Regions from separate parts of the Mus musculus genome. Here regions 1, 2, 3, 4 and 5 are each linked to region 6. The links are chromatin loops, found by intact Hi-C in ENCODE. Cell type or tissue: heart. All regions are shown on one strand.

What was found. Peaks named below come from ENCODE experiments on the same cell type or tissue, not always from the same donor. Only the 100,000 strongest peaks of a DNase experiment are listed, where the experiment ranks them.
Region 1: it touches region 6 in a loop (2.3-fold over the local background); 4 of 42 quality-filtered maps call a loop at or near these places.
Region 2: it touches region 6 in a loop (3.0-fold over the local background); 2 of 42 quality-filtered maps call a loop at or near these places.
Region 3: it touches region 6 in a loop (2.6-fold over the local background); 7 of 42 quality-filtered maps call a loop at or near these places.
Region 4: it touches region 6 in a loop (2.6-fold over the local background); 7 of 42 quality-filtered maps call a loop at or near these places.
Region 5: it touches region 6 in a loop (3-fold over the local background); 6 of 42 quality-filtered maps call a loop at or near these places.

What each region holds. Positions count from the first base shown.
Region 1 is chr7:30,874,930-30,879,929 of GRCm38, forward strand. It overlaps Cd22 (CD22 antigen), which reads right to left. Exons shown (of 16, transcript NM_001043317.2): 2 at 5,000; 3 at 4,266-4,411; 4 at 3,121-3,178; 5 at 2,510-2,914; 6 at 924-1,244. The coding sequence starts at 3,157. Among named protein-coding and RNA genes, the nearest start is that of Cd22, 2.9 kb to the right of the region's middle. In heart, no CTCF peak of the experiment used is centred here; no DNase peak of the experiment used is centred here; H3K27me3 peaks cover 333 bases.
Region 2 is chr7:30,667,085-30,672,084 of GRCm38, forward strand. It overlaps Pmis2 (PMIS2 transmembrane protein), which reads right to left and starts at 4,521. Exons shown (of 2, transcript NR_027849.1): 1 at 4,416-4,521; 2 at 3,638-4,096. In heart, CTCF peaks have their summits at 2,341 (motif pointing left) and 3,002 (motif pointing right); no DNase peak of the experiment used is centred here.
Region 3 is chr7:31,039,178-31,044,177 of GRCm38, forward strand. It overlaps Fxyd5 (FXYD domain-containing ion transport regulator 5), which reads right to left and starts at 3,154. Exons shown (of 9, transcript NM_008761.4): 1 at 2,913-3,154; 2 at 2,220-2,280; 3 at 1,006-1,080. The coding sequence starts at 2,280. It overlaps Fxyd7 (FXYD domain-containing ion transport regulator 7), which reads right to left. Exons shown (of 6, transcript NM_022007.1): 6 at 3,338-3,727. The coding sequence ends at 3,705. The region is part of intron 2 of Gm38984 (a long non-coding RNA gene); the gene reads left to right. Mir7050 (microRNA 7050) reads right to left here and starts at 1,140; the gene lies at 1,081-1,140. In heart, no CTCF peak of the experiment used is centred here; DNase peaks (open chromatin) are centred at 2,114, 2,654, 3,014 and 3,534; H3K4me3 peaks cover 1,299 bases; H3K27ac peaks cover 931 bases; H3K27me3 peaks cover 4,371 bases.
Region 4 is chr7:31,049,923-31,054,922 of GRCm38, forward strand. It overlaps Fxyd7 (FXYD domain-containing ion transport regulator 7), which reads right to left and starts at 1,532. Exons shown (of 6, transcript NM_022007.1): 1 at 1,434-1,532. The coding sequence starts at 1,464. Fxyd1 (FXYD domain-containing ion transport regulator 1) reads right to left here. Exons shown (of 8, transcript NM_019503.4): 2 at 4,384-4,448; 3 at 3,971-4,003; 4 at 3,478-3,552; 5 at 3,103-3,139; 6 at 2,206-2,255; 7 at 2,011-2,065; 8 at 1,756-1,893. The coding sequence ends at 2,043. The region is part of intron 2 of Gm38984 (a long non-coding RNA gene); the gene reads left to right. In heart, CTCF peaks have their summits at 1,711 (motif pointing left) and 2,914; DNase peaks (open chromatin) are centred at 1,379, 1,939, 3,179, 4,309 and 1 weaker place; H3K4me3 peaks cover 4,564 bases; H3K27ac peaks cover 2,455 bases; H3K27me3 peaks cover 3,511 bases.
Region 5 is chr7:31,095,131-31,100,130 of GRCm38, forward strand. It overlaps Hpn (hepsin), which reads right to left. Exons shown (of 14, transcript NM_001110252.2): 11 at 4,676-4,771; 12 at 4,376-4,518; 13 at 4,085-4,249; 14 at 3,595-3,943. The coding sequence ends at 3,905. Among named protein-coding and RNA genes, the nearest start is that of Hpn, 18 kb to the right of the region's middle. In heart, CTCF peaks have their summits at 2,661 (motif pointing left), 3,645 (motif pointing left) and 4,659; DNase peaks (open chromatin) are centred at 2,661, 4,101, 4,311 and 4,661; H3K4me3 peaks cover 821 bases; H3K27ac peaks cover 700 bases.
Region 6 is chr7:30,953,221-30,958,220 of GRCm38, forward strand. Usf2 (upstream transcription factor 2) reads right to left here and starts at 3,583. Exons shown (of 10, transcript NM_011680.2): 1 at 3,476-3,583; 2 at 3,162-3,208; 3 at 2,929-3,047; 4 at 2,580-2,780; 5 at 2,070-2,220; 6 at 1,886-1,973; 7 at 1,524-1,582. The coding sequence starts at 3,537. It overlaps Lsr (lipolysis stimulated lipoprotein receptor), which reads right to left. Exons shown (of 10, transcript NM_017405.2): 9 at 4,769-5,000; 10 at 4,550-4,681. The coding sequence ends at 4,646. In heart, a CTCF peak has its summit at 2,818 (motif pointing right); DNase peaks (open chromatin) are centred at 401, 2,971, 3,641, 4,381 and 3 weaker places; H3K4me3 peaks cover 2,960 bases; H3K27ac peaks cover 2,640 bases.

The sequences.
Region 1 (5,000 bases), 78 kb before region 6:
ATTGAATAATCAGTATATCACATAGTACTAAGCTTTAAAAAAAATAATTCAAAGGGGGTTTATTAGATTGGCTAGACAAATTCAGAGTTATCTACCCAGACCTCTTTTTCTATTAATATACATATCTCCTCCTGGCAATTCTGTTCTATGTTTCTTATGTGTCTATTCCATTTCAACTGTTAATCCACACAGGCAGAACCTGTGTGCTCAGCCTAAGCTGGCATTCAAGACAAGACTGGCACCCAATCAATTCACAAGCTTGGGTGTTTGTTTTAAGGTAGGGTCTGATTGGCTTAGAACTCACTATGTAGACCAGGCTAACCTCAAACTCACAGAACTCCACCTACTTCTGCCTCATGCATGCTGGGTTTAAATGTATGTAGCACCATGCCAGGCCCCACAGTAAATATTCATTCAGTGGGTGAATGAATGGGTGAATGAAGCATAAAATAATGATGTGAAAACTTACATGTATGGAGAACAATGAACTCTAAGGAGATGATCCTCAAAGCATGATGTGGCTTCAGAATTGATTGATTGACTGACTGATGGATGGATGGATTGATTGATGCTGGAGGTTAGTCCTGGGTCTCACAAGTGCTAAGCAAGCACCATACCACTGAGCTACATCTCTAGCCCTTGGTTTTTGAGACCACAGTGTTTTACTCCCCTGCCCAGTGCCCGATTCCAGGCCTGCATTACCACACTTAACTGGGTTGCCTTATTGTTCAGGCCAAGGCAGAGGCTAAAATGAACCTGTGTCTTGAGACACAGGACTAACAGAAGAGACAGTTGTGCCACCGCAGAAACAGGTGACTGACAGCTAAACCTTCAGCGGACACAGGCTCTTCCCACCCTGGGTACAACGCAACAGGATTTAGGAAGAAGGTGACAGGTAGCATCCTTCCCACCCGGAGACTCACACTTAACATCCAGACGCACAGTGCGCTCTGAGAGCACTTTGGAGGAGTGCTGGACTTGGCACTTCACACTCTTTCCGTGGTCCGTCCACTTTGGTTGGAAGGTGAGCTTGCTCTCTGTATAGACATTCTTAATGGAGGAGGTGACAGAAGAGGTGATGGAGGTGACAGAAGAGGTGATGGAGGTGATCTCAGAATCTTCTAGGAACCACTTCAAGAGGATGTCATACCCAAAGCAGGAGAAATTCAGTCCACAGGTCAGAGTGACACTTTGGGATTCCCGGATTTCTGATGGCATCTGGATGTAAGGTTGGAACGGTTTCTCTAAGGGGAAAGAAGAGAGAGGCCTGCTTGCTGGAGATGGGACACAGACTGGCTGTCCACCCCTGACTTCAGGCCTCCTCTCCCATGTGACCCCAGAAGAAGCCCTTCAAGGCTAGCCTTTCTTTAGTCAGTTCGACTACTCTGGAAGGCCTTGGGAACACAAGCCTGCTGGGAAATTGTGTTTAACATTGACTTTGTTTCTCACTTTCTCCTTCCATTATGTTCCTAATGGCCTCAGGATCACCCAGGGTGATTTGATTTGATTTGATTGATTGATTGATTGATTGATTGGTTTAATTCTCCATGTATCATTGGTGGCACGTGTTTGTTTGTCAGACTCAGACTTAGAGTCAGCCAAGCACAACATTCCTTTAGTGGGGTGATCCTGAGGCCCTGGGCTCAAATCTCCACCATGCCAGACCATCTGACAGATGATGTGACACCAAGAGACGCAGCATGGACAGCTCTAGTGTGGAGTGATGATACTGTCTAGGGCAGAGGCCCCTGGCTGTTGTTAGAGGTCATGTCTGAGCCCTGTGCTCTCCTCTAGCCTAAAAGAATTTGGTCATTAACACACTGAGAGATTTGAAAATCCAGACCTCTCTCTGCTTTGGAAAGCTTCAGAAAACCTGAGAGCCTCGACAACGGATTCCAGAACAGACACAAGCTGAGGAGAGAAAGCCTGAGGTAGGACAATTGCTCATGCTGCAGTTGGCTGTGTGTGTGTGAGAGAGTTATGTGAGTGAGTGAGTGTGTGTGTGTGTGTGTGCATCAAAGCTTCCTATTTGGTGAGCAAATGAAAAGGAGAAATAAAAAGGAAAGAACATGATTGCTCCTAGGTGTGGTGGAAGAGAAATTATATTGTAGATAAAAGGGAGAACATAGCCAGAGGCAGGCACATCTGGGAGAGTCCAGAGTGGATATGACCCCGAGCCAGGTGAGGAAGGGTGGGAGAGGGGAACCAGGTACAGCAGCCAAGGAAATGGGCTAGAGGTAAAAGAGGGTGGGCTACCCAGATGGCTGGATTATATAGGGAAGAGCCTGGGGGAGGGGCAGCCCGGCTCTTGGGCTGGGGAGATGGGCTAGAGAGTGGGGGCCAGGAGCCAGCCATTCTTTGTAATAGGTAGGGACTGAGGGATGCTGGGAGAATCTGGTGCCAGGCCCTCTTTAATATGTTAAATAGGCACCTTGGCTGTTTGCTCCAGGGTTTGAGCAGGTCCCTCTTTGCTGCCGCTAGAACAGTTGGCTGTCTCCCCATGCCTTACCCGAGACATTGAGGTGAATGGGCTCCATCCATCGTTCAGTCCCTGCGGTCATCCTCAACCCCAGATTCCCACTGTCATTGGCACGTATCGGGTGGATTTTCAGGGTACAATTGTCTATTCTGTTCCCCAGAAATGTTACTCTCCCTTGCTTAGAAAGGTACAGCTCAGACTCTGGGTCCTTCTCAGTCTTTGTGGCGTTGTACAGGACAGTTCCTGTGAATTTCTTGGTGGCCTTGTCAAACTCATAGTTCTGAAAAAGGAGGATGTTGTCCAGACGTGCCTTGGGTAGTGGAGTTTTGTACTTGCAAGGAATCCTGATGCAGGCTCCCTCCCAGGCAAAGAGGGTTTGGGGATGGTCAACGGTCCAATCATTTGCTGAGCTGTACCGAGCCGAAGCCACGTGTCCTAAAGGCCACAACTCTGGTCAGAAGTTGTTACTGAGGGGTGAGAACTTCCACTGGAAGTAGGAGAGGGAGACACTGGGGAGACACACGGTGGAGCAGGAGCACAGAATCTCTGCGGTTCCCCTCCAATGCCCCAGGTCCATCCCCTCTCTGCATTATCCACTGATATCTCCAGACCCAGCTACCAGCCTGGGCCTCAGCACTTACCTAGGATCAAGAGGAGCCACAGGTAATGGACGCGCATGGTGTCTCGTCTGGGTGGGACCTAAAGAAGGAAGAATTAGTCTGTAAACTGGATGTGTTAGCATGTGACTGTAATCTCAGCATTCAGGAAGTTGAGTAAGGAGAATTGCTATGAGTCTGAGGCCAGCGTGGGCTACATTCTGAGACCCGGTCTCAACAAGAACAACAAAAGGAATTTGCCTTTGAGCCATCTTGTTGCTCCCTTATCTTGTTTGTTGTCCCCTGAGTTCTGGCCCCTTTCTTCCTGATTTTGTGTGTGTGTGTGTGTGTGTGTGTGTGTGTGTGTGTGTGTGTGTGGTGTGTCTAGTTATAGTGATAGAGATGTGGGTAGAGCCCCTGCCTAACAAGCACAGGATCTAGATTCAATTGTACTAGTACTAGCCCAAAAAGTAAAACTAAACTCATAGTGCAGTATATTTGGAGGAAGTTGGAAAGCCTTAGAGCAGCGAGAAATCTGAGCGATTGCCTCCTGAGCCCTGGGTGCTGATAGGGAGCAAGGGGCAGGCATCCCTTTTCTAACAACAGCCAGTCGTTAGCAGGTGGGAATGGGGACCTCATGTTGTCCGATCACCCACTGTCTGACCATAAGGAAGAAGCCAGATTGTCATGAGAAATGTCTTGCTTTAGAAGCAATACATAGGACCAGCCATAGTGGTATATACCTAAAAATCCCAGAATTTTGGAGCCTGGATCTATGAATACAAGCTTGAAGCTAGTCTGGCTTACCAAGTCATTATGAGTAGTATTAAATAAGTAGTAGCATACAGCTCTAGCCTGACGGATCAATTTAAGGGCAACTAATTTACAACTCTTATCTCTCTCTCTCTCTCTCTCTCTCTCTCTCTCTCTCTCTCTCTCTCTGTCTCTCTCTCTCTCTCTCTCTCTCTCTCTCCAACAAGCTTGGCCTCCACCATCCTACACTTTATGTAGAGTTAAATTTAACAATTTAACTCTATTCATGTGGCTGTGATCTCTGTGTGAGTCCCCAGGGATCTTGCAGGATGTGCCAACAGAGTGTGTCTCCGGTGTCCGAGAGCAGAGCTGTGTCCCTTCGCTTCCCTTCCCTTCCACCCACCCAAGGTTTCCCATACCTTGCACAGCATCCTCACCTCCCTCTCTCTCCTGCTATTTCTCTCCCAGGCCGCAGGGCACAGGTAGTAAGGACTTCTGGGTGACCAGGAACAGGTGTAGGGAAAGCCAGTTCAGTTGCTGAGCGTGGGCTGGGTTCTGCCTCCACGGTTGGGGGTGGTGTGGCCTGGGTGTATATAAGAGGTTTGTGGGCTGAGGCTGGAGCAGATCATCTGAGGAAGAGCTTATCTTAGTTTCCCAGGTACAGGGAATGCACCACATAGAGATGTCTTCAAAGTCACAGCCACTTGGGAAAAGCAGAGCTCAACAGGAGGCTTCACTGCAGGACTTCTTAAGTTGTCTAAAGAGCTTAGACAGGCAGTGGCCATGCTTCTTTGGCCACGAGCTCTATTTTAATCTTTTCCAATGAAAGCGTTGCAGGGTTGCAAGCTCTGTTCTGGAGGACACACTTTAACACACCGGTGGGGTTGCTATAACAAGGGCTGTGGTGACAATCAGCCTCTGGGTGCTGGACCACCCTGTTTGTCCGGCAGCCCCTCCAGCCACATCCTTAGCAGAGCCTGGCTGGAGAACTCAAGCTTGAGCAGGAAGCAGGCAGTTCCAGAGTGAAGCTCTGAACCCCAGGAATTTACAGCATGAGAAGCAGGGACCTGAGCCTGGGGCCCGGACGGGTGAAGAGGTAGAGCAGGGTGCAGCAGCAACAGTTACTAAGTCCAGAAGCTTAGAACAGGGCCAAGAACTGTGATCTGCTCACC
Region 2 (5,000 bases), 290 kb before region 6:
TAAACGTAAAAGAAAAAAATCTAAACATAACAGCTATAATATGTGAAGTTCTAATCTTATGAAGCTTACTAAATTACTGTAAACTATTGAGGATAATTAAAAAATGCAAGTTAATATAATCAAATTCTTCAATATCTTCAGAAGTATATTTATAGTCATGATAAACACTAAAAGCAGAGAAGGATGGTTTAACTCAGGTATGTTTGGTAGGTACCAGCTATAATCTGTTAGAGATCTTTTGAATATGTCATTTAAGATGTTTAAACTTATTATGACTGACAGAGACTCCCAGATCCTAGCAGTGACACCCCCTGCCAAGGTTTCCAAGAAGATAATGGGCACAGGGGTTTGGTGTATAAAGGACTCCATCTGGGTTGTGGTAATGCTAACCACTGGGCAAGACTGCCCCACTGCTAGGGCTCAGCCCTTTTGGACAAGCAAGACATGGAAGAATTGATTATCCTACTTTGCCTAGATAAGGTGAGGTCAGTCTCTCCCATGTTCTCCTCCTCAGAGAAGCCTCTCATCTTTGGGCCTAATGTCCAATGACTGCCTCTGTTCCCAGAGCCATGCAGACAGTCTGAGACGACTGGCTAGGGAATGGACTATGGACTAGTCTCTGTCTTTTTAATGGATACATAGGTTATATAGACTATAATTTATCCTTCTCAGTTCTCTGATCACATTGACAGCTAGGCTAACTGTAGCTTGTCAGCTAGGGAACAACAGGCAACTAGCTCCTGATCCAGGTAATCACCCACTGTGTCAGTTCGTCAGTCAGTTCATTAACTAGTTAAAGCTACTAGGTCTCTTATTAACAGAGGACAAATGGGTTTGCCTTGCTCACAGACCTCGTGTTAAAAGATAAACAGATTGTAGATGTAACTTTTCACTAAAGAAACATGTTTTATACTTTTGCTAAGACTTGAAGACATGTGTCTATTTCTGCTGTCTTGCAGATACTTGTTGACTGCTTCTTCTACACTGTTATTTTAATACAATGGTAGTGCTAATATACCTCCTTTTATGAACTGAAAAATTCACGTAATCTTCAGGGAATCAAAGAAGTCCCAAGACTTGAATCCACATAAGCACACCTGCCTGTTCCTGAAAATGGAACTTTTCCTTGGTCGTGGAACTTCTTTCCTTCCCCAGTTACCAGAAATTTTTAACTTCTGTTTCTAGTCACAGCAGATTTTCACTTGGCTGACATCCAGGGATCACCTGTAGATTGCAGGCTACTGAGCTTTGACTTGCTGTAGCTGATATAAACCAGTCCAGGCGATGGGACTGCTTTCTGTCTTTCAGCTTTTAATAAATACCCCATTCATTTCAGCCTTCCTTGGCCCTGAGAACATCCTAATATCAACTGGTCTCAGACAGAAGATACAAAACCCATCAACAAAACCAAGGAACCTCTCCCATAGTTTGAGTTGACAACTCAAACTTGTAAGAGAAGAAGGGGGATGTTCCAAGAATAAGGATGGATTTCACAGGGCTAAGGAGTCAGGGAGTGTAGCTGGTGTACTATGCATGAAGTTTGGAGTTCGGTCCCGAGCACTGCATAAACTGGCTGTGGTTGTGCTTACTGTAATCCTTCACTCAGCAAGTGGAGTAAGGAAGATCAACTCAAGGTCATTCCTAACTACAAATCAAGTTGGAGGCTAGCCTGGGCTATGTAGGTCTGAGACTGTCTCAAAGCACACACACAAATACACATGATAGATAGGTGATAAATAATAGGTAATTATAGATGATTAATAGTGATTGATTAATAGATTGATAGCTAGCTAGCTAGCTAGACTGATTGATAAACTGCTTTTGCAAAAGACCAGAGTTTAGTTCCCAGAACCCATGTCAGGTGGCTCATAACATCCTATAATTCCAATTACAGGGGATCCAATGGCCTCTTCTGGCCCCAGCAGACACCACATACACAGACATACATTCATACACATAAATTTTATATCTATATATCATCTATATATTTATATCATCTAGATAAATGTGTGTGTGTTGTGTGTGTGTGTGAGAGCGAGAGCGAGAGCGAGAGCGAGAGAGAGAGAGAGAGAGAGAGAGAGAGAGATCTTGGGCCAGGCATGGTAGGGAGTGCTTTTAACCCACTACTGGGAAGGGAGAAGAGGCAGGTAGGTCTCTGAGTTCGAGGCCAGCCTGGTCTACAGAGCAAATTCCAGAACAGACAGGGCTACTCAGAGAAACCAATTGTGGTACTATGAAGAATGAAGCAAAAGAGGGAAACTTGAGTCAGCTATGGAACCCTGGACAAGAAAACAAGACAGCTGTGATTTGACAAGTAGGTGAGCAACACTGCCACCTTTTGGTAGTTAACAGCAACTTCATCTGTGTTAGTGGGTGTGTGCCTGTGCTAGCCTGTGAGTGTTTGGAGGTAAGAGGTCATCAGTAGGTATTTGCCTCTACTGTCGGCCAACTTAGGTTTTTTTTTTTTTTTTTTTAGACAAAGCTCACAGAACCCGGAGCTTGCCAACTAAACTAGCCCAGTGAGTTCCCAGGATCTGTGCCTTCCTCCTGGGATACAGACAGGCCACAATCCCTGGCTTTTACATGGGTTTGCTGATCCAAACTTATACTTGTGCAGCCAGAGGGTTCAAGGCCTGGCTGTCTCTGCTAGGTAGTGCCACCTCTACTGATTCTCGTTTGCTATCCAGACTCTACTGAACTGGACTGCTAGTGTATCTGTGAAGTGTTTGCAAGTGGATGGAGCTGCTGCTGCCGACCTGTGAACTGAACTGCCAAACACAGAAGGGAGTTGCTCCAAAGAACCTTTTTTTTTTTTTTTTAAGATTTATTTATTTCATGTATGTGAGTACACTATTGCTGTACAGATGGTTGCGAGCCTTCATGTTGAAGGGAATTGAATTTTTAGGACCTCTGCTCACTCTGGTCAACCCCGCTCTCTCAGTCCATGCTTGCTCCGGCCCAAAGATTTCTTTATTATACTTAAGTACACTGCAGTTGATTTCAGATGCACCACAAGAGGGCGTCAGATCTCATTATGGGTGGTTGTGAGCCACCATGTGGTTGCTGGGATTTGAACTCAGGACCTTCAGAAGAGCAGTCAGTGCTCTTAACCGCTGAGCCATCTTGCTAGCCCAAGATAGGGTTTTTCTATTACACAGCCCTGGCAGTCCTGAAACTCACTATCTCTGGCTGGTCTAAAACTCATAAATCCATCCTGCCTCTGCCTCCTGAGTGCTGAGATTAAAGTCATGTGACAGCACACGTGGCCAAGGTTTCTGGTTTTTTGCTTTTTGTTTTTTTCCTGCTCTGAGACACCAAAAGCCCAGCACCTCAGCTTGAGAGGGAAGTCATGTAGAGTAAACACACATTCAGATTCCTAAACACACTCCCATCTTATTATGAATTATTATGTATACTTTACAACAAAAACAGGTTCAGGAAATCAAAGACGTGCAATTTTAAAAAATATGTGTGTGTGTTTGTAAGTGTCTCTGCTTCCCAAATTCTGGGATTATAAATGTGTGCCACAGAGCCTGGCACCATTATTGCAGTCTGACTTTCACAGGGTCTAAGCCAACATAGCTCCAGTGAAACTATTATTGATCCAGAGAAACATCTACACCCAGACACAGGCAAAGCCGGGATATTCCCTTCAATTTTATTGGGCTCAGAAATGTGATTTTTTTTTTTTTCATGAAAGAGCAGCTCAGTGGCTTATGCAGATTTAGAACTTGAGATGTGGACTTCCAAGATGCTTTTAGACAGCCGTGGAAGACAAATGAGAATGAACTGGTGGAGTGTAGTCAGGTGGCCTGCCTGGGGCCGTTTTTTGGATGTTGAGTTTTTTGGTTGGTGGGTTTCTTGGCAAGGGCATTTCTGAAGCTCTGAGTTTCTTCTTGATGGCTGGTCAAAGTCTAAGTGAGCATGTCTGTTGGGGGAGGAGCCCGTAGATGCTGATGTGTAGCTTTCATAGGACTAGGACAAGTATATAAATGATGCCTACAAAGGCTACTATGGCCAACATATTAAACCACATAGTTCGAGATGAGTTCCGGTAGGCGTCTTCCCAGTTGCTGCATTTATTGGCTTCGTTGGTCTGTAAGGGTAGGAGCATGAGTATGGGTTTCTGAGACAAGAAGCTCTTGGAAGGAGGGTTGGAGCCCTATAGCCACTGTGGGAAGAGCCCGACCCAAGACCTAGGACACAAACAGTTGCAGGTGGCAAGCAGAGGATAGGATGAGCAGTGGAGGCGGGCGGGGGGTGGGGCGGGGATACTTTTACCTGGATGCTGAAGTATATGGCTAATATCCCAAAGGGTAGGAAAAGAATCATCGCCAAGAGAGCCAGCATGACATAATTCCGAGCGTAAAATTTCAGTTCATCTGGAGTCTGTGGACGGTCTAGTGGCTTCCTACCTGGGGCTCCTTGTTCGTCTGTATCCATGATCTTTTCACTCAATGACAGATCCTGGTGTCTTGAAAATAGAGACCCAGATCCACCGAACTTCCCCGGGCCCTACCCAGAATCCTAAGAGCTGCGCAGTCAAAGGACATTCTTCACAATGGCTGTAAGGACATCTCCAGTCCTGATTGGCTACTCTCAAGAGGTGGGCGTGGTCGCGCTGTTTTTAGACAGTTGGTGCCAAGGAAGTGTGGTGCTGTGACAACTTTGTTCTTGTACCCTCACAGGGATTGATTGTGGGAAAGTCTGCCTCTTGCCTCTTTCTTCTGCCGAGTACCAAGGGATAGGAGAAGGAAGGCCTCAGAAGAGTAGGTAGATAAACCTGTGAGAAAGCTAGATTTAGCCAGGCATTGTGGCGACCATCTTTAATCACAGCACTTGAGAGACTGAGGCAGATCTCCCAATCTCTGTAAATGCAGTGCCAACTTGGTCTACACAGCCAGTTCTGGGACTACATAGTGATGCCCTGTCTCAAAATAATGCCTGCCAGGTCTCAATAGCAAAATCTTACCTGTAGAAAGAAAGATAAGTGGTAGATA
Region 3 (5,000 bases), 86 kb after region 6:
GCAACTCGATGTTTTTCTTAACTGCCTATACAGTGTGCAAGGTGGGCAGAGGCACTCACTCTGCGGTGTCTTTCCTGAAGAGCCACCTGCCCTCCCTTCTTTGAGACAGGCTCTCTCATCTTCTTTGGACTCACCAAGTACGCTAAGCTGACAAGCCCTGGAGATCCACCTGCCTCTGTCTCCCCACCTTGGGGTTTACAACCACATGCCATTATGGCGGGCCTTATATAACAGCTCTGGGGATTGAACTGGGGTCCTCATGGTTGAACATGGTCCATGTTGAGGCCATGAGAGGAATTCAGGTTCCTTGATAAGCACTCATGTAGGATGCCTGGATCTCCCTTGCCTCCACACCCATTAGCAGGACTCAGACGCCTTCCCTGGAAAAAAGGTGTTTGACTCAGTTTCCCAAACCTCCCTGACCACAAACCACTATTGCCTGCTCTAATCAGGACTCCTGGGCCAGGCATGGAGGGGTGCCTGTCAGCCCAGCACTCAGTGGCTGGGTCCTGGTTGGAGACTCCTCCTCCTCCTCTGACATCAAACAGGGCAACTGATGGCAGAGCAAGATGGAGCTTTAGCTGGCTGGGATGACTGAACCCCACATAGAACAACTGGAAGCAAGAGTTGGTACTAGGTTCCTCGTAGTAGCTTTTAAGCACCTAGATCAAGCCATTATTGAATCTTTATCCCTATTTTTTTTTCCTCCCAGTTACACAAATGTAAATTTCCCTCTTTGGTCTAAGCATGGTGGTGGTGTTGTCCACGGTGAGAATTTCATTGATCACTTTCCTTTCCTTTTCTCTCTTTTCTTTTAAAAGATTTACTTATTTTATGCATGGGAATGAGCACATTGTAGCTATCTTCAGACACATCAGAAGAGGGCATCAGATCTCATTGCAGATGGTTGGGTGGTTGCTGGGAATTGAATTCAGGACCTCTAGAAAAGCAGTCAGTGCTCTTAACCACTGAGCCATCTCTCCAGCCCTCGATCACTTTTCTTACCTGGGACATTGTCACGAGTAGTCGCAGAAGTCTGGTCCGCTGTAAAAATGGATGTGGGCTTTTTTGGTGTCTGCCCTGGGGAGATAAAGGCTGAGAGTTCAGGAGGGAGTCTCTCACCCCCTTCTCCTGTCTTCTGTCCCACCTCGCCAGACCCACTGAAGACCCAGGGGAATCAGCTTTAACTGGGTCACTCTACAGTCTTGAGTGTGACTGAAGTCTTCCTATTGCCGCAGGACCTTTGCACACCCTTGCAGGACAGCCTCATTGAGAGTGCAGGTGTTTGGGGTAAACCAGGGCCTTGGAGCACATTCCACTCCCGACCACTTCCTCCTCGCTCCGTGACCTGAGCCACTCATTTGCCTCATCTGAAAAGCACGAGCTAGTAAAGGAGCAGGGCTCTCTGCCCCATAGACAGACAGCTAAGGAGGGAACGGGCTTGCTCCTCATGCTTCATGGGCTAGACCCTGTCTCCTCCCCCCCCCCCCCGAGATGCCTAGCAGCCTTTGCAGCCAGAAGTCACCCGTGAACACCCATGCCAGGACAGACAGACCCTGCAGGCTCAGAGCCCACAATTTTTACCTGGTCCCACATCTTCTTATCGATTTCACCCCAACCCAGTCTTCTACTGACTCTCAGATTCATTGGGCTTATCAGCAGCTCCTTCTTCTTCTTGTGCCCCACCCCGCCTTGTGTGCTCACTGAACAACAGTTCTCTCCATCCACAAAATGGGCATGGCGAGGCACAGAACAGAACTAACTGCCCACCCACCTGGGCACTTTTACAAGTACTTTCCAGGCCAGAGTGAGGGTCTCTGAGCCCCAGCTTGGACCCCTTTGCCCAACTGTATTCTCAGAAAACCCATCAGTTCTGCTTTGCCTGGAGCCTGGGGTTTCCTGGCGGCCGAGTAGAAAACTGACACCAATCTCCCAGCCAAGTCAAACTCAGCAAGTTCTTCTCAGAGGTGAAAGGGAGGATGCTCAGCAGGACAGGCTCCAGTCAGACCCTCTGGATCACCCGAGCTCAAAAGTGTCCAAAGAGGGTGCTACCCAGAGCCTGCCTCGCCAATCCCACTTCCTGGTGCTCGCTCACTCGGTGGGGGTTGGCGAGGGAGTAGAGTGAGAAGATGGTACCCAGTATTTGAGCTTTGCAATCACCCATCTAGCTGCCTCCTGGAGCTGGATTGGGGCGAGGGGTGGTGGTGGTGGTGTCTTACCTCTGCTGGGCAGAATCAGGGCGACAATAGTGAGGAGACACAGGCGACTGGACAGTGACATCTGTGGGACAAGCTGAGGCAAAGGTAAGGCATAGCCCCTCCGCACCCTCCCACCCCCTCGCAGCCTCTTTGGAGCAGGCGTCTGGTCTCAAGGACCCTCTGGTATCTGCCTTTGGGGAGAGATTTTTTTTTCCGTCTCAGGCCACCATCCCCTTCTTCCAGGAGCTGATCCCCAAAGAAAGCCAGAAGCATCAGGCGAGCCTGGCTTCCTGACACCCCTGAGGCAAAGATGCCGCTCCCTCCTCCTAAAGCTGGAACTGATCCTCCCGACCCATGGTTCCTGAGTGGAGGAAGCCAGTGGCCCGCTGTGTCTGCTCCCTCGAGGGCAGGAGCCCAGAGCAGCGGGGCCAGGAGGGGAACAGGAAGGGTGACTAACGCAGGGCTGCTCTCAAAGGAAAAAGTGAGCTGGTGTCCGGCTGCCCTGCAGGCACCACCGCGCCCAGCACCCGTGATGGGCAGATCATAGAGGGACCTGTCTGCCCGCAATGGAGGCGCTCTAGGGAGACTGAGGCAGAAAAGGTGCCCACAGAGTGAATACGAGGCAGAGAGGCATCGAGATCCTTCTCTTCTCCTCCCAAGCAGCTTCCCACCTGCGTGTGTGGCCCAGAGCAATAGAGCAAAAGAGGGACTTACATCTGAGCCGGAGATCTCCAGACTGAAGTGTCAGAGTACCGCGTGGGAGCTGCCTCAGGGTGGAGGGTGTGGCCACGGGCGGGCGCGGACGCAGGCAGGCGGGGACCAGAGCGTCCCAGTCATTTCCTCTCTCGTTTCCAGGCCCCACAGGCAGGGGTGGGAGCTGGGGAGGAGGAGGATGGTGGGGGACTGAAGGCGGTGGCCTCCACTCGAGGATCTGAGGGACGCAGATGGGGGCAAGGTGCAGAGAAGGGAAGACCCTTGGGTGAGGTGTGGAAGGAAGGATGTAATGAGAGGGAGGAGACCCTGGAGGGAGGAGGAGGAGGAAGAGAAGGAGGGGGGAGTGGGGAGGGGGGAAAAGGACAATCAACTCAGCCTCCCACCCAGTCCTCTGGTGCCCACAGACGACAATACACAGACAGAACGGGGGGAAAAAACGAATGCACATTTATTAAGCTCAAGATGTGGACCCTGAGGGGAAGCTGGGAAGGTCCTGGAGAAGGAGACCAGGAGATGCAGGAGGGAGGGACACTAGGATCCCAGGGGACTGGGGATGGACTCCTGGATCCCAGGAGCTGGAGGCCTGAGTCTCTGGGTCTAGGGTACAAATAGGATCGTTGTTGCCAAGGCCTGGGGAGGGAGAGCGGGGTGCATTGGCTCCGGCCTTGGGGTGGGTCTGGCGGCTGATTGGGGGCACACTCCCTGGCGCCAGGCTGGGTCCCCACCGCCTTCTCTGGGTCCTCTGGTTCCTGCACTCTGGCCAGGGACAGCAGTGGAAATCTGCAGAGGATCCTACACACCGCCACCTCCAGGGGCTAGGAACAGAAGAGAACTCAAGTTACTGACCTAAGGAGGGAAAGAATCAGAGTCCAAGGATGGCTGCCCTTTAGCTCTTGGGGGATCCTCATGTCTTCCTGACTCCTGATATCTGGTCACTGCAGGGAAATCTTCATAGCTACTGTCTGCCCCATCTCAAGCAATGGAGAAAGGGAATCCAGCTGTGGTGGACACCCAAGGCTGACCTGAGTGTTTTGGGAGGCTTAAAGTCTCCTTGGAAGAGCCCCCACCTCATGCTATACTCCAGGCTTCTTTTCTACATATGCTCCAGACAACCTAGGCATCTAGCAGGTGTCCTCCAGGACAGGCTACCTTTGTTCTTCTGCCCAGCTAAGGCTGGACCAAACACCTCCTTCCATCCTGCTCCAGCACCACAGAGAGATACCCGTGATGTTCTTAAATCTCATTAAGAATATATGAAACATGATGTAGTTTTCTCATGAAGTCTCCCCCATTTATACTTAGTTCTTTAAGCACTACTCGTTGTCATAAGTTTATTTTTTTTCTCCCATTGAGACAGGGTTACTCTGTGTAGCCTTGGCTGTCATGGGACTCTCTGTAGACCTGCCTGCCTCTGTCTCCTACTAGGACTAAAGGCATGCACAGCTCCCACCTGGCTGTCATAAGATTTTAATGGGAAGCCACCTCAATAGTTCACACCTGTAACCCCAGCACTTGGGAGGCTGAGGCAGGAGGATGACTCTGAGTGTAAGCTTGGCCTGGGCCACACAGTGAGTTCTTGCACAGCCAGAACTACAGTAAGACACTGTAAAAGGAAGAGAGTTTTTACTCCCCAAAAGTCCTTAGAAAGGAAACAACTCTAAAATTTAAACAAGTCTCCCATGGATGCCCCTCGAAACTTTCCTCCTTCTCACTCCATCTTATCGTCTTCCTGTCTCCATGCGCTGACCCTCCCTTCTGTCTTCTGCACCAGTTTCCTCCTCCCCGCACTTCCTTCCAGACAGAACCCTTTCTTCTGCTTGTTTTTGAGACACAGTCTTGTGTGTAGGCCAGGCTGCTCTCAGATGCTCTCTATAGCTAGGACTGACCTCGAAGTCCTGGTTCTCCTGTTTCCACCTCCAGTGTGCTGAGATTATGGGCAGGCAGTTTAGGTATTTCTGAGGACTAGACCTGGGGCCTCGAGCATCCTCCCCAGCAGCATCCTCCCCCGCCCCCCTTTTAGGACAGGGTCTCACTATGTATCCTGGCTGGTATGGGATTCACAGAGATTCACCCTTTCTCCATCCCCTC
Region 4 (5,000 bases), 97 kb after region 6:
TATTAATTTGTTTCTGTAAGCTGGGGAAGAAGAATGCACCCGAGCTTTCCCTCCCCCGGGGTTTCCCAAGTCCTGCGGTCCCCTGTCAGCCTGTGACAGGGAGAAGGGGATTGGCGAGGCATCTGCCCTCCCACCTCTACCCGTCTGCTGCCATCGATCTTGCTAACCACCACCTCTGCGAAAAGAAGCCCTGGGCTCCCGCCAGACCTGCTGGCTCAGCCCTACCCCCTCTCTCTGGGGTGGCTCCCAGACTCTGCAGCCCCTCTTCCCCCCCCCCCCCGCGCGCCCTGCCTGGGAATCTGCAGCTAGGGCTCCGCACAGCAGTCCCCCTCCCCCAACCCCGCCTGCTGGGAAAGAGGAAAGGTGCTGTAAGAGTGGAATTAGGGTTTCCTCCATCATCAGGGACTCCACAGCAACCCCCAGTCCTCTGCCCTGCCCCCCACCCAGCCTCGTTCAAGCATCCCCCTAGCTCGTCCACAGAGGACCACACACAGAGGGGGAAGATCAGGAAACCACGGAGTCAGAGAGTGTTTAAGCCCGTGAACATGAACGCAAATCTGGGTTAATGGGTGTGAAGTGTAAACCCAGTGCGGCTGGATGCGGGGAGACAAATGTATCTCCAGGATGAAACCATAAGTGCATGTGGGCTGGGAGGGGGGTCCCCAACATTCCATCCCCACCATGCAGGTTCACTGCAGTGCTGCAGCCCCACCCGTTCCCCCTCCCTCCATACTTGTCTATGTTCCTCTATCTCAGCCCTTCTTCCTTCCTCTGTCTGTCCATCTGTTTGTCTGTCTGTCTCCTCCCAACTATGCGTCTCTGAAAGCTTGCTACCTGGATTTTTGTGCCTCTGTCTCTCCTGTATCTCTTGGTCTCTGTCTCTTTCAGGCGTTCTTAGTCCATCTCTGGTCACACCATCACCACCACCACCATCACCCTCTTCTCTCTCCCTTTAATCGTCCCTCTGTCCCTTAGCATGTCTGCCTGTCAAGGAATTTAGTAAATATCCACACTATACTAGGCAAACATGAGATAATGAATCCCCCCTTAGCTGGCCCATCTCGGAGTGCTGAAGTCTTCCAGAACCTCTTCTGGCTGCAGATCCCTCAGCTCCCACCTTTAAACCCCATCTCTTCCACCGCTGTGCTGGACCAGGCACCCGGTTGCCATGGCAACCTGTCCGCGCATCCTTTCTCTTGGGACTGTCACTCTCTAATCATAGGTCCCGCACAGGGAGGATATCTCCTGGGAGAGGGTGCTCAAGAAACCCCAAGGGATGTCAAAGAATGTGCTCATGGGCCTCCGCCCATGATAGGGGCAGATTCTCTCCCCTTCGTCTTCCTTTCCGTATGGGATTCTTCCTACATCCTGTCCCCTAAGCTCCTAGATTCCCCCACCTCTTTCCTAGCACCCATTCCCCAAGCGACGCTCACCGTTTGTGGGGCTCTGGGTTGGGGTGGCCATGCTGAGCCTGAGCAGGGGGTTGCTGAATGCTGAGGCAGCGAAGGCGCGGCTGCAGCAGCTGGAAGCAGGACAGACTGATGTGGTGGGGTAAGGTGGGGGGAGCCCTGGTAGAGTGGGGGCCTATAGCCAATGGGGGCCCGAAGAGCCCGCCCCCGTCCAAGCCATCCCCCCGCCCCCGCCCCCGCCCACTGCTGACGTCCCCGCCCCTTCCCCAAGGGTGGGGGCGCCCCCTGCCGGGGCCAAGGGGGCTCCCGAGTTTTCGCACAAGAGGCACTGATATCAACCAAGCGCTATCAAGAAGGAAAACCGAGTTTTATTAGAGGTCTGAGCAGCAAGGGGTGTCCGAAAGGCAGGGCTGATGCAGGGAACGCTGGGGGTGGTCACAGGCGAGCATCTGGGTGGGGAGAGGTGTCAGGTGCTAAGGGGGCTCTGCGGGGGTGAAAAGAGTAAGTGGCAAGCTCTCGCCACTATCCCACCCTGGCACTGGGCCCCTTGCCTCCCTCCCTCCAAACCCCTCTCCCTCCTTCCTCCCATCAACTGCAGAACCTGGCTGAGTTTCCTGGAGTCAGGTGGAGGTTCTACCGCCTGCGGGATGACAGACCTGAGAGGGACGCAGAGAGTTCTGGGGTAAGGGGGAGTCTGCAACCAGGGCTAACTCTCCGCCAAACCCATTCTGAGTCCAAGAAGAGGGGGCTCTTGAAAACAGCTGCCCCACAAACCCCGCAGTATCCCCGAACTCACGGCGGATGGAGCTGCGGAAAGTTCCCTCCTCTTCGTCGGGTTCCCCAGTTCTAAAAAGGAACAGATAGAGGAATTCGGATGGACCAGGAGAGGCAGCCGCTTCCGAGAAGCCCCCTAATGCAGGCCTTATTTCCCGACCCCCACCGTGGACTTGATATGAACGCGGTCCGTCAGAAACAAGAGCGCCCGGCTGCTGTTTCGGGGTGCGGCAGGAGGTGCTCCCAGCCTGTCACGGGTGAAGGCCTCCGGGATATTGGGGAAGGTACTTGACTTTGTTGGGAGAGGGACGGTCACAGCGTCTTGGGAGACTTGGGACTTGGGTCCAGTGAGTGACCCTAAGTCACCTTACCGCCCCGTGCCTCAGTTTCCTCATATGCAAAATGGGATTGATGATGGAGCGCACCTCATCCGGGTGGGGTAAGGAGTACATAATAGAGAAGGAATCGGGCACCTGGCGCGTAGTGCGCACTCAAGCATGCCAGAGGGTCGGCATGGAGGCATCTGTGATCATCTTAGCACGCAGAAGGCATGCCTACGTTTTCTGCGCTTTAAAGGTTTATTTCGAGAGGAATCCTGCGCGAGGATCGGGACTGGAGCTAAACTGGGCCGCCCTGTGAGGTGATCTCATTTCAGCGCGGCTGCTTCTGCCCAGCTTCGCCTCACCACGCTTGAGTTTCCATCTGCGGGGCTGGTGGGAGCCCAGCGCCCCCACTGGCTGGGCGCTAGGCCAGGCAGAGAGGGAGCTTGACCATCGCTCCGGCCCAGGAGCCTGTCTTAGGGTTTAACACACACTAAGCGCTTAATACATGTTCACTGCAGGATGGGTGCACTTGCTGCCTCGCCCCAACCGCCTCTCCACTGCGGAAGGAGCGAGGGAGGCCCAGAGGGACCACTCACCTCTGCTGTTGGTTGAATTTGCATCGACATCTCTTGCCTGTGGAGTGGGAGGGTATAGGCTGAGCTTCCCTCTCGCTCCCGCATCCCTAGGCTCTCCTCCAAACTGGGGAGGCCGCAGGGGGTGGGGCCTGAGGCGCGGCTGAAGAAGGGTAGGGTGTGGGGGCGTGGTCTGGGTGGGAGGTGAGGGGCGTGGTTTGAGGTGGGGGTGGGGTCTGTGCGGTGAGAGGTTGGAGTCAGGGTGGGACCTAAGAGAAGTGGTTGGAGACTGAGCCTGTGTTGGGCGTGAATAGCGCACAGGCTGCATGTGTTGCTGGGAGTGGGGTTTGGGGAGGGAAGGCTGGAGGCGGGATGGAGAAGACAGGTGCAGACACTCACTAAGGATGATAAGGATGCCCAAGATGAAGAGGATCCCAGCGATAGTGAGGCCGCCGATCCGCAGGGTGTGGTAATCTGTGGACAGCCCCGGAGGAGGGTGACCAGCGGGGAAGAGTATAGTATGCAGCTCAAGGAGGAGGAGAGAGAAGGGGAAAGGACAGATGTGAGAGGGGAGGAGAGGACAGGTTAGAGGAAGGAGGCAGGGAGGAGGTGGTAGGAAGAGGGAAAGGATGGAGAGGAGGATGCTGCTGAAAGTGGGGGTCGTAGAGGTTGAGGTACCTGATACTGATAAACCAGTTCAAATGAGACGGGGGGGGGGTCAAACAAACAGGCAAGGGGGTCTAAGACAACTAGAGCAGGAGAGAGTGGAGGATGTGGTGTGTGTGTATGAGAGAGAGAGACAGACAGAGACAGAGACAGTGACAGAGAGACAGAGAGAGGGAATAGAAACACGCAGGCCCTCTCTCCAAACCCCACAGTAGCTTCCCCTCACCGTAGGTGAATGGATCCGGTTCCTGTGGAGCTTCTAGAAAGAGAAATAAAGAGCAGCGTTAGAGTAGCTCCTGGGGTCTGTAACAGGGGAAAGTATAAGGGAGCCCTTCAGGGGCACCACTGATCTTCTTGGACTGGGAGTTTAGGTGCTACTGAGCCACTGGCAGGCTGCCAGCCTGCTCTGCGTCCTGGAACCTCCAGCACTGGTCCGGCACCCTGATATCTTGCAGATTGTTCATGTTTCCGTCACCCCGGGAATCCACCTTCCATCCACCCCCGCTGTTGCCTAGGAGACCCCTGATTTCCTGTTACATAGTGTCTAGTTTGGGGTCTCTCACTGGGTTTTCTTGGGGGGCTTTTCCCTACCTCTGCCACCCACATGGCTGAGATGCTGAGCACCTCCTTTGGACTCACCTGCACTGGCCATGGAGAGGAGACACACACACAGAGCCAGGATGTGGCCGGGAGATGCCATTGCCCTAGGGAGTCAGCCAGGGTCAAGAAATGTCCTCTGCCCTGCTCTCTTTCCCTCCTAAAGAGGATCTGAACCCGTGGGGTTAAGTCAAGGACGGCCTAAGGACTTAAGTGTCAGCCATTCAAGTTGAATGGCTCCCTTGCTTCACCCAAAACCATGTCCCTAAAACAACTCAATAATAGGGACCAGGAGACCACAGCATACACAGCAGCAAGACAGATGGGGAGAGGCAGAGTCCTGGGGGGATGGGGTGGCTCCCACAGGCTACTCCCATCCGTTAGCTGGTCCCAGAGTCTCAAAACCTACCCTTGTAAGGGAAGCAAGCTGCCTCTGGACATAGGTGGGAACACTAGGCGACATACAGCAGGACATGCCCAGCCCCACCTGCCCCTACACACCTCAACCAGTGGTCTCTCTGTACCCAGGCCGTCCCAGCTCTCCTGCCCTCGGCCGCCTGCCCGCTCTCTCCCTGACCCTGGGTATAAATATCTCCCACTTCACCCGGGAGGAATTTGCTGCACACGGGCCACCATGGCAACAGCTCCCCCCCCAAAGA
Region 5 (5,000 bases), 140 kb after region 6:
CAGTCCCTAGGTGTCATTCTCAGAGGCAGGGGCTACATCCAAGAAGCCCCTGGTTCTGCTCTGTCAGCTAGGCTCCATCTCTCCTGGCAAACCAGGGAGTCTGCCTGCTTCTTTGTGAGGGCTGAGCTGCTGGGGACACAGCAAGTGTCAGAGCTGTGCCAGGACAGCTGACTTATGGCAACTGACAGCCAGCAGCTTCTTTTCCAGCTGGTGGCATACACATTTAATCCTAGCATTTGGGGCTGGCGAGATAGCTCAGTGACTAAGAGCAATGACTGCTCTTCCAGAGGTCCTGAGCAACCACAACCATCTATAATGGGATCTGACGCCCTCTTCTGGTGTGTCTAAAGACAGCTACAGTGTACTAACATACATAAAATAAATATATCTTTAAAAAAACCCAAACAATTAATCTCAGCCCTTGGGAGGCAGAGGCAGGTAGAGCTCTGTGAGTTCAAGGCCAGCCTGATCTAAAGAGTGAGTTCCAGGACAGCCAAGGCTACCCAGTGAGATCATGTCTTGAAGAAACAAAAACAAACAAGCAAACAAAAAGGCAGAGCCCAGAGCAAGGGTTTGGGAGAAAGGTGTCTTAGGGTTCCTATTGCTGCAGTAGTTCCTATTTGTACCATGTCCAAAAGCAACTTGGGGAGTAAAGGGTTACTTCATCTTACAACACTCAGCTCATACTCCATCCCCGAGGGAGTCAGGACAGGAACCTGAACACAGGGACTGAAGCTGAGGCCCCTGAAGCAGAGCAATGTTGCTTACTGGCTTGCTCTTCATGGCTTGCCCAAGCTTCGTTCTTATACCACCCAGGACGACCTGTCTAGGGATGGGTATGGCCTACAGTGGTCCAGGCCTTCCCATATCAATTATCAATCCAGGAAATGAGCTGCAGACTTCTCCACAGGTTAGTCTGATAAGGGCATTTTCTCAGTTGAGGTTCCCACATCCCAAATGACCCTAACCTGTGTGGAGTTGACATAGCACTAGCCAGCAGAAGTGGAATCAATATATTCTGATGGGGCCCAAGAGAATGCTTATTCCAGAAAGGGCAGAACTAGCCCCTGCTGAGTGCAGTCTACTCCTGTGATCTTTTCCCCACAGGCCCCTCTGAAGCATTACTGGTCACTGTGGGTGTTCATGGGCTTCATTGCTATTGGAATTCCAGCCTACTGTGCTGCGGAAGACAGTCTTCTCTCCCCTCTCTGTTTTGGGATAGGTTCTATGTATCCCAGGCTTGCCTCAAACTCCTGATCCTTCTACTTCAATACCCTGAGTGCTGCATCCTGTCCTGCTTACACCTCTTAAAATTTGTTTTCTTAATTCTGTGTGTGTGTGTTTGTGTGTGTGTGTGTACATGAGTGCATGTGCTCCTGGAACCAGAAGAGGGCGCTGTATCCCCCAGAGCTGGAGTTAACAGGAGTTCTCAGTCTGAGTACTGGGAACTGAACTCAGGTCCTTTGGAAGAACACCAAGGACTCTTACCACTGATCAATCCCCCCAAGCTTGTATACCCCATTTCTGAATAAAGTATTCACCCTTGGGTGTCTCACTGTAGCAATGGAAAATAAATTAATACATGCCTAAATTTCTACCAGATCCCTTAGAATAGGGAGGGCCACAATCCTCTCCCACCTCTCAGGGCCATGCCATGCCCTCTCCATTTGTCCCCTCTGCACAAGCATTCTCCTTCCTCCAAAACAAATCTGTTCAAACCCTTCACAGGGCACCATGCACAGGAATGGTGTCTTTTTTCAGCTGACAATTACGAAGGGGACATTTATGGTCGCCTCCCTCCAACTCTGTATACAGTTGTGTGTGTGTGTTGCTCGGATTCAAACCCAGGACTTTGAGCATGCTAGGGGAGTCTTGTGCATTTTTGGCAAGCCAACATTTGATTGACCCGCCAAAATGCCACAGACGAGACAATGTTGGAAAACCCTGAGGGGCAGTGGCGGATTGGTGTTCTGTGAGTGACATGCAGGACTGGGGGGCTCTTTGCAGGCAATACAGTGTTGAAGATCGACCTTACTAAGGCTGTGGGGGATCAGGTGCTCATGGCTAGAATGTTTCCCAGACAAATGGACTGTGAGTCCCTCCAGGGTGTTTTTGAAGATATTTCTGTTTGCGGCTAACAGGCTGTGTGGTATTCTAACATTTATCAGTTAAGATCTTAAGCTGGCAGTGGTAAGGCTGGGAACCCACACTGGCAAACCTGAGGCTGGTTTGTCACACACTGAAGGCCAGCCTGGGTGACATAGAGTTCCAGACCAGTTAGGGTTCCTACCCACCAAATCCCCCCAAAAGGCTGAATGCGGGTGACAAAGCCCTTAATCCTAAATCAAATGGATGTCTGTGAGTTCAAAGGAAACTTGATCTTCACAGTGAGTTCCAGGAAAGCCAGGGCTACATAGTGAGACTCTGTCCCCCCCCCCCCAAAAAAAAAGAAAGAAAAAAAAAAGAAAAAGAAAAAGAAAAGCCCCCCCCCTCAAAACAAGAAGAAGAAAAAAAAACCAGCAAAAATAAATTTAGAAATGTTTAAAATTTTGAGAAGTGGCATAGGTTGAGTGTTTTGTCCCGCTGAGCCGGCCTTTTTCAGCCTGTCTGGGAAGAGCCTTAAGTTCTCAAGCGCCAGGGCTGCAGCTCCCTCTGGTGGCCATCTACACTGCTACAGAGGTCTGCAGATGCAGGCAGGGGAAGAGCAGGAAGGGGTGGGTCTCTGAGGGGACGGCCCTTCAAGCTGCACTTACAAGGCTTGCCACTCACCCCTCTCTGCCCCACAAGGTTTTGTTTTCTGTTGCCCATAAGCAGACATATTTATTGTCCCTCGAACATTGACGTCCACTTTCTCTGGAAACAGCGCCTCATTTTCTTATGAAGAGTCTTCCACACACAGCTCATGTGGATCCTGAAGGCCCAGCCCGCGTCCCCAGCCCCCAGCCCCAGGCACCACTTTGGGTACAGGGAAATGCAACAAGTTCACACGACTCAATTCTGACCCAGAGCTGGGTCTCCCCAGGCTTCCCCCCCCCCCCGCCCTCCGCTCTTGTGTTCTCATAAAAGGAGTGCACACGCACACGCGCGCGCGCGCGCACACACACACACACACACACACACACACACACACACGCACGCACGCACGCACTGGCATCATGAACTTGATCCACTGCACATACCCTCACTTATGTAGAAATGGGACGAGTTTCTTCTGGTTGTGGGAAAGTCTGCAGAAAGCTAGCAGAGTGAAGGAAATTTGAGAGTTGTTGGGTTGAGCAATCCTAAAGTCAGATTCTTTCGGGCATTTTAGCACCCCCCTCCACCTTCCTTTTATTTTTTGAGATAGGGTCTCACTCTGCAGCCAAGACTGGCCTGCCTGGAACTCACTACGTAGCTCAGGATAGCTTTTCACTCGTGAAGATCCTCCCAAGTGTTGGAACTACAGGAGTCAGCCACCAGGATCGGCTTAAATGTTTTCTCAAACGGGTAGGGACTGGGAGGGTCACAATCCCTTTTTGATTTGTGTTAGGCCCTCAGTCCTCTCTGCTACTCTCAAAATGTCCACACCGCTGCTTCCGTTTGTAGACGCAGAGACCCATTAATCAAAACCACCTTTATTATTTAAAGAGCATCTGCACAAGGGGCTCCCTAGAGCGCCCCCCAGAGGACAGAGTAATATTTACATGGGGTGGGAGGGTGAGGCCAATGGCCCTGGGATTGAGTGGGCCGGCCACTGTGGAAGAGAAGTCCTTGGATCCAGCATCCTTGGACCCGTGGACTGGATCTGAGCAGGAAACCATTCCATGTGAGGCCCAGTGTGGAGCCTACCACGTGGGGCTGGAGCCACCAGACCAACTCTGACTCTGGATGCTAGTGCAGCACGGAGCAGCGAGATGAGGCGGGATCAGGGCTGAGTCACCATGCCACTGGCTTCGGAGTGAGTCTAGGGAAAGAGCCACAGGCTTCCAAGGTCTCAGACGCTTGTCCCATCCCCAGAAGCCTATGGGAATCCACCTGTTCTCCAGAGTACCCTCTTACTTTTCCTTATTAGGGTCCCAGACAGTCCCCCGCCATAGCAACACACCTTTATGGCCTTGAAGATCCACTCCCGGAAGTCAGTGACTTTGGTGTACACTCCTGGCTTCCGGGCCAAAGCACAGCCCGTACCCCAGCTTACAATGCCACATAGCCGCCACCTTGATGTCCCAGAGATGCTGTCTTCACACACAAAGGGGCCTCCACTGTCGCCCTGGTGATGGGGGGATGGGACACCTGACTAGAGACCTCCATGACTCCAGTGGGGAGCCCCTGATCCCATTACCCTAGCTCCTTCTCTACAGTGTCAGGCCTGGGGACTGCCCACTGTGTCCCTCACCTGGCACGCATCAATGCCACCCTCAGGATAGCCAGCACAGAACATCTTGGGCTTGATCTGATTCCCGTAGAAGTCGGGGCTGTTGCAAACTTCGTTGCTTATGATGGGAACCCGGGCCTCTTGGAGCACCATAGCCTGTTGGCCTAAGGGGACATGGGTAAGGTGACCAGAATTAGGAAACAAGCCCTTTCTCCTGGTTCCCACTCCATGGCCTGGGGGTCTCTTTGAGGTCCACCGAACCTCCCCCAGAGCAGATTCAGCCCCTCCTAGTGGTGTTGGCTGGTATTGCTTGGAACTCACCATAGAACTGTGTGTTACCCCAGCCGGTCACAGTACAGACCTTGCCATCCACCAGGGCCTGTCCCGCAGCAGGGAGACACACTGGCTGGATGTATTCTGTGAGAGAGAGCATACAGTTCGGTTCCCACTAGCCAGTCTGTTCTTCATGGGACACAGCTATCCAGCCACCTCACCGTCCACACAACCCCAGCACATCCTATCACTACCAGGATGGAACCTTCATCTTCCAATGTATACACCTCTTCCCCAAATCTTTTTCTTTCACCCCCAGTCATCCTAGAGAACTGGGATTGACCTTTGCATTAGGAGGGACAAGAGGCCATGT
Region 6 (5,000 bases):
AGCTGTCACAGCCTGAATAACCCACTAGAGAAACATCTAACTGTCCCCAAATCACATCCAAAACAACCTCAAGGCTCAGTTTACCCTTTCCTTCAAAGCCACCTGACCTAGGCATTAGGCCTCAACCTAGCAGATCCCCCCGAATCTGGCTCCGTATGCCCATCCTCTGAATCCCGACACCTCAGACCAGGCCTCTCCCTTCCCAGATACAGGACTAATACAGACTTCTTGGGTTTCGGTTCCTCATCATCCTATCAGTTTGCATCCACACACAGGCCCCATGAGGGTTTCCCCGTGGTCAGACTACATCCCCAGGATCAGGAAAACCAATTAGGGAAGAGCTCCTAGAGACCCCGCGTGAGCCAGCCTGGTAGGTTTCCCCTCAGCACTAGGATGAAGCTTCCTCTTTCCCTTCCCCATTCTGCTCTTCCTCAAACTTAAAAGTGTGTCTGCCCCTGGCCTAGACACTTGTCTGTGCTGTCCCCAGATCCCCGAGAGAGGCCTCTGAAGCTCGTGTTGACAAGTCTGCTCCTCTTGCTTAGCTTCCTCTCCTCCAGTACTCCGGCATGCTGGGGGCACATGGCAATATGTGCAGCTTGTCTCCTACCAAGGAGTGGTGAGAGTCCAGACCTTGTCTCTCTGTGTACTTGAGGTCTAGATGGGGAGCTGGTATAGGTATGTACTTATTGGCTGAAAGTCTGAACTTGCCACTTAGAACAGCAGTGGCCCCCACCATTGACATCAAAGCACTCCTAAGTCTTAGGGCCTTGTCTAGACATCTGAGGCTTCACCCTGGCTCATTCTTAAAGAGTGTGCACAGAAGTTTAGCAACAAGCAAACAATCCCCTTGAAAGAACTTGACTCTTCATCAGCCTGTGTGTCCCTCTACTGGCCAAGTTCTTGGAAAAATCTTCCTGGGGTGACCTCACTTCAGCACGTTAGCAATCCCTTAGCCACAAGCTGTCCTTCACAATTCTGACGGACTCCCTAGGCCAGGCTGCAGACTTGGCACAGGGCCTGTGCTGTGTTGCCCTGCCCTGCCTGGGATCCAGGGTCAGTAAATATTTGTTGAGTGATGGCTGTTTGGGTATTAGAACTACCTTACACTGAGGGCTGCTATGTGCTTAGCAGTGGTGACCTATCAAGGCTGGGAGACCAAAGGACAGCACTAAAGGACAAAAGACCTCAGGGTGGAACATGGAGCTTCCGGGAAGGGTAGGAGGCTCTGGCTTCAGCTGGCCAGAGGCTGCCCAGGTAGAAATGGAAGCCTGCTCATGAGGTCAAACCCCATGTGCAGATCTGGGGTCCACCACTTCAAGAGGATGGCCAACAAATCAAATCAAAATCATAGGCGGGCAAGAGGAAATATCTGGCCAAACTGAATGCACGCCCTCCATCTTTCCCAACATCTTGCCGTCCTCCGCCAATCAGCACTGACCTAACCACTCAGCATGCACGTCTCCAGCATCTGGACATGTCAGGCAATGGGCTCAAGGCACCCAGGAGCACTCCGCCATCCTTACCTTCATTGTGCTGAGCTCTTCTTCTCTCATCTCGAGGAGTTCTGGTTCCATCAATTTTCCTAAAGCAGAAGGGGAAACGACAGCATTTACCAAGCTATCAGACTTGACAAACACCTTTGTTTTTAAGGTACTGGGGATTGAACCCAGGGCTTCGCAGAATGCTAGGCTACCATTGGGTTAGCTCTTCACAGTTATCTTTCAAAGCAAATCCCCGTGAAGAGAGGGTGGAAATAGATGAAAAAAATTTAAACTGATACTTCCGAAGCAGAAGCTCATAAAACCCATACCCCACTCCTGCTGTATGCTGACCAGCCCTGAAACCCTCCCTTCCCTCTGGCTCCAACAATGGGACTGGCACATACGGAGAATAGGGGTGTGTCCGGGGTGCAATTGTCCTCTGTGTGCCTGTCTGAAGCACATCCTGGGGTGTCATCATGACATAGAACTGGCCTGCAGGGAATGTGCAGCGAACATCAGTAATGGGTCAAGCTGGAACTGCTTAAATGGTTTCCCTAGCTTTACCTCAGAACCCTTCCTTCCCCTTACCTCCGGCCTGTAGGCTCTGGTCTGTAGTTTGAACAGACACAGCTGTGGTATCGCCCACACTGGATGCTGGAAAATAAGCAAATCGTGCCTCCCCGCTGACAGCTTCGGCCGCCGGGCTGCCACCATTGCTGAATGGATTTTGAATTACAGCCTAGGGAGGAGTACACATAGGCCATCCTTAGCCACCCCTGCTATGCCATCTTTGTTACTGGTATCGGTGTTTGTTTACTATACGGTGAGGCAAGGGCGTAGCCTACTGTGTGTGCCATTCTGTACAGAATCTCGTCTCTGACACCATTCAACCATCATTAGCTCTACTCTTTCCTCTAAGAAGTTTTCCAGTTTTGCAATGAAAAGTAACTCCAAAAGACCCTATCCAACGCCTGTGCAAAACTCTGACCAGACCTTACACAGCCGGCCAGCCCAGAGAACATCATGTGTGTGTCACACACCCCACCCCCTGGGCCTTCCCCCTCCCCAGCCCCTCCCCATAAGTCGCGGGCCACCTACCAGCGGGAAGGGTGCTGCGGGACCTGTGGGTACAGAGGCAGCGGCAGGGCCGGGGCGCTGGGCTGCCCCGTCCACACCCACCTGGGTCACAGCCTGCTGCCCCCCCGCGAAGGCAGCGGTGGACACGACGCTGACGGCGCCGGCCGCGTCGCCCTGGCCGTCCAGCTGACCATCAGTCACCTGGACTACGCGGTATGTCACCTGCAGGGGGCGGCAGAGCGACGAGACCGACGCTGGGGCCCGAGTGGGGGACAGGTCGGAGCCTCTCCCTGTCCCGCCGCACGCGTCTGCCCTTCCTCAGCTCACCCCGGCGCTGGCCCTCCGGGCTCCCGGCCCACGGCCGCCTCACCTGGCCTCCATTACTCTCTGTACGGAACTGGTACTGGATATTGTGGTCGCCGAACGCCGCCTGCTGGACACTGGCGATGGCCACCGCCGTCTGCTCCTCAGCCCCCGGGCCGTCCCCGCCTGTGGGGGCAGCAGGGCAGGGGGCACGCTCAGCGGGCGCGCGGGGCCTCCCGGCGTCCCCGGCCTGCAACCCCGGCGCGGGCCGCAGCCCCCGTGGCCCCCGCAAACACTCACCTTCCTGCAGCTCAACGCCCTCCTCGGCCTCGGGTCCCTTGTCGTGGCTGCGGGGGCACACCAGGGGCAGGGCCCGGGGTCAGCGAGGCCCGCACCCCTCGCCGGGGCGCAGCGGCCCGCCGCCCGCCCTCCAGGCCCGGCCCCCGCTAGGGTCAGCACCGCTGCCGAGCCCCGGCCGCCCGGATCCCCTCCCCGCGGCCTCCATTTTGAGCCGGGCCCAGAGGCCGCTCGGGATCATGGCGGCCCCTGCGCGCGGGGCTCGAGGGGCCGGGGCCCAGGGCGCGCGGAGGGGCGCGAGCTGTCGGCGCGCTTACCTGGCGGCGGCAGCAGCGGTGGCCGAGGAAGCGGGATCCAGACCCGGGTCCAGCATGTCCATGGGGGGGGCGGGGGGGAGGGGAGGGGAGGGAGGGGAGGGGGCGGGCGGCCGGGGGGGCCCGAGCCCGGCGCTCACGCCGCGCGGCAGGAGGGGACGGAGGAGACACGGGAGCCGCTTGCGCTGATCACGGGGACAAACAGTGGGGTCATGTGAGGAGGAGATGCCGCCGCCGCCGCCGCCGCCGCCGCCGCTACTCCTGCAGCTGCCGCCTCCTCCTGCCGCCTCCGCCCGCCGCCGGCTCCGGGCGGTGCGAGGCTCCGGGCCACAGCTCAGCTGCCCCCCGCCCGCCGGCCCGCCGCACGCGGCCTGGGGCCTGCTTCCCTGAGCGCTCGCCGCCGCCGCCGCCGCGACTTGAGCTTTTTTTTTTTTTTTTTTTTTCAACAGGGCCCTGCCCGGATGGCGGCCGCCCTGTTGCCCAGATCGCCAGCTCCCGCGCCCGCCGCCCGGCCTAGCCCGGTCCGGCGGCGGCGGATTGTGGCTGCAGCTGCCGCCGCTTTCTATCACCCCCCCCCCTTCTCTTTTTCCTTTTTTTTTTTTTTTTCCTCCTTTACTGGAGCTGCGCGCGCGCGGTGGCGGCGACGGCGCGATCCCGGGGCGGGCGGGCGCGCGCGCGCGCGCGGGAGAGGGCAGGCCCTAGGGAACGCGCGCGCTGTCTGTCTTTGGTGACGGCCGGGCGCGTACACACACATAGGCCCGGGGACTCTACACGGGACCACCACCGGTTGGAACGCAGGCCCGGCTGGAAGGCCGGCAACACGGATGCGGGGCTCAGATCGCCGGGGCACAGGGTTTGAAGACTGTAAAAGTAGGTCGTATAGGAGCCCGGAGGTTGGGGAGCCGGGTTGCGCGCTCGCGCGCTCCCGAAGGCGCATGCGCACGTCGGGGCGGGGCAGGGCGGAGGCGGCAAGGGGCACGTACTCTAGGCGGCTGGCTATGAAGAAGGCTAAAGGCCTGTCTGGCCGCTTCTTTTGCTGGTCCCCCTCCTCTCAACTCGTGCAGCAAAACAAGAGGCTTAGATCTTGTGATCAGGAATTTTATTAGGCTTGGTGAAGAGTTTCATCAATATTCCAATTAAAAAAGTATAAAAGCTACATAACAAAACGTGGGATCAGACGACTAAACTTTCCCGACTCAGGGCCAAATTCTGCAAAGGAGAAAAGAAAAAGTGTTAATTGTACGGGCTGGAGGAAGAGGCGTCCTGAAGATCTGAAGTCAAAGGGTCTAGGCTCACCTTTTTCATCCTCCGCTCCCTCGAGGCCTGCGAGTCAGTCTCAGAGTAAGGCGGAGGTGCTGGGGGATAGTGGCCCTCCTCTTCTTCTTCTTCTTCCTCCCTGTAAACGCGTCTTCTCTCCCCAGCCCCTTTTTTCTTTAAAGCCTCTTCTAAGAGTCGCCCATCATACTGAGGGTCCCGTGACCTGAAGCCAGCATCCCGAGGATCGTGGGATCGCTGACGGGATCTGGGG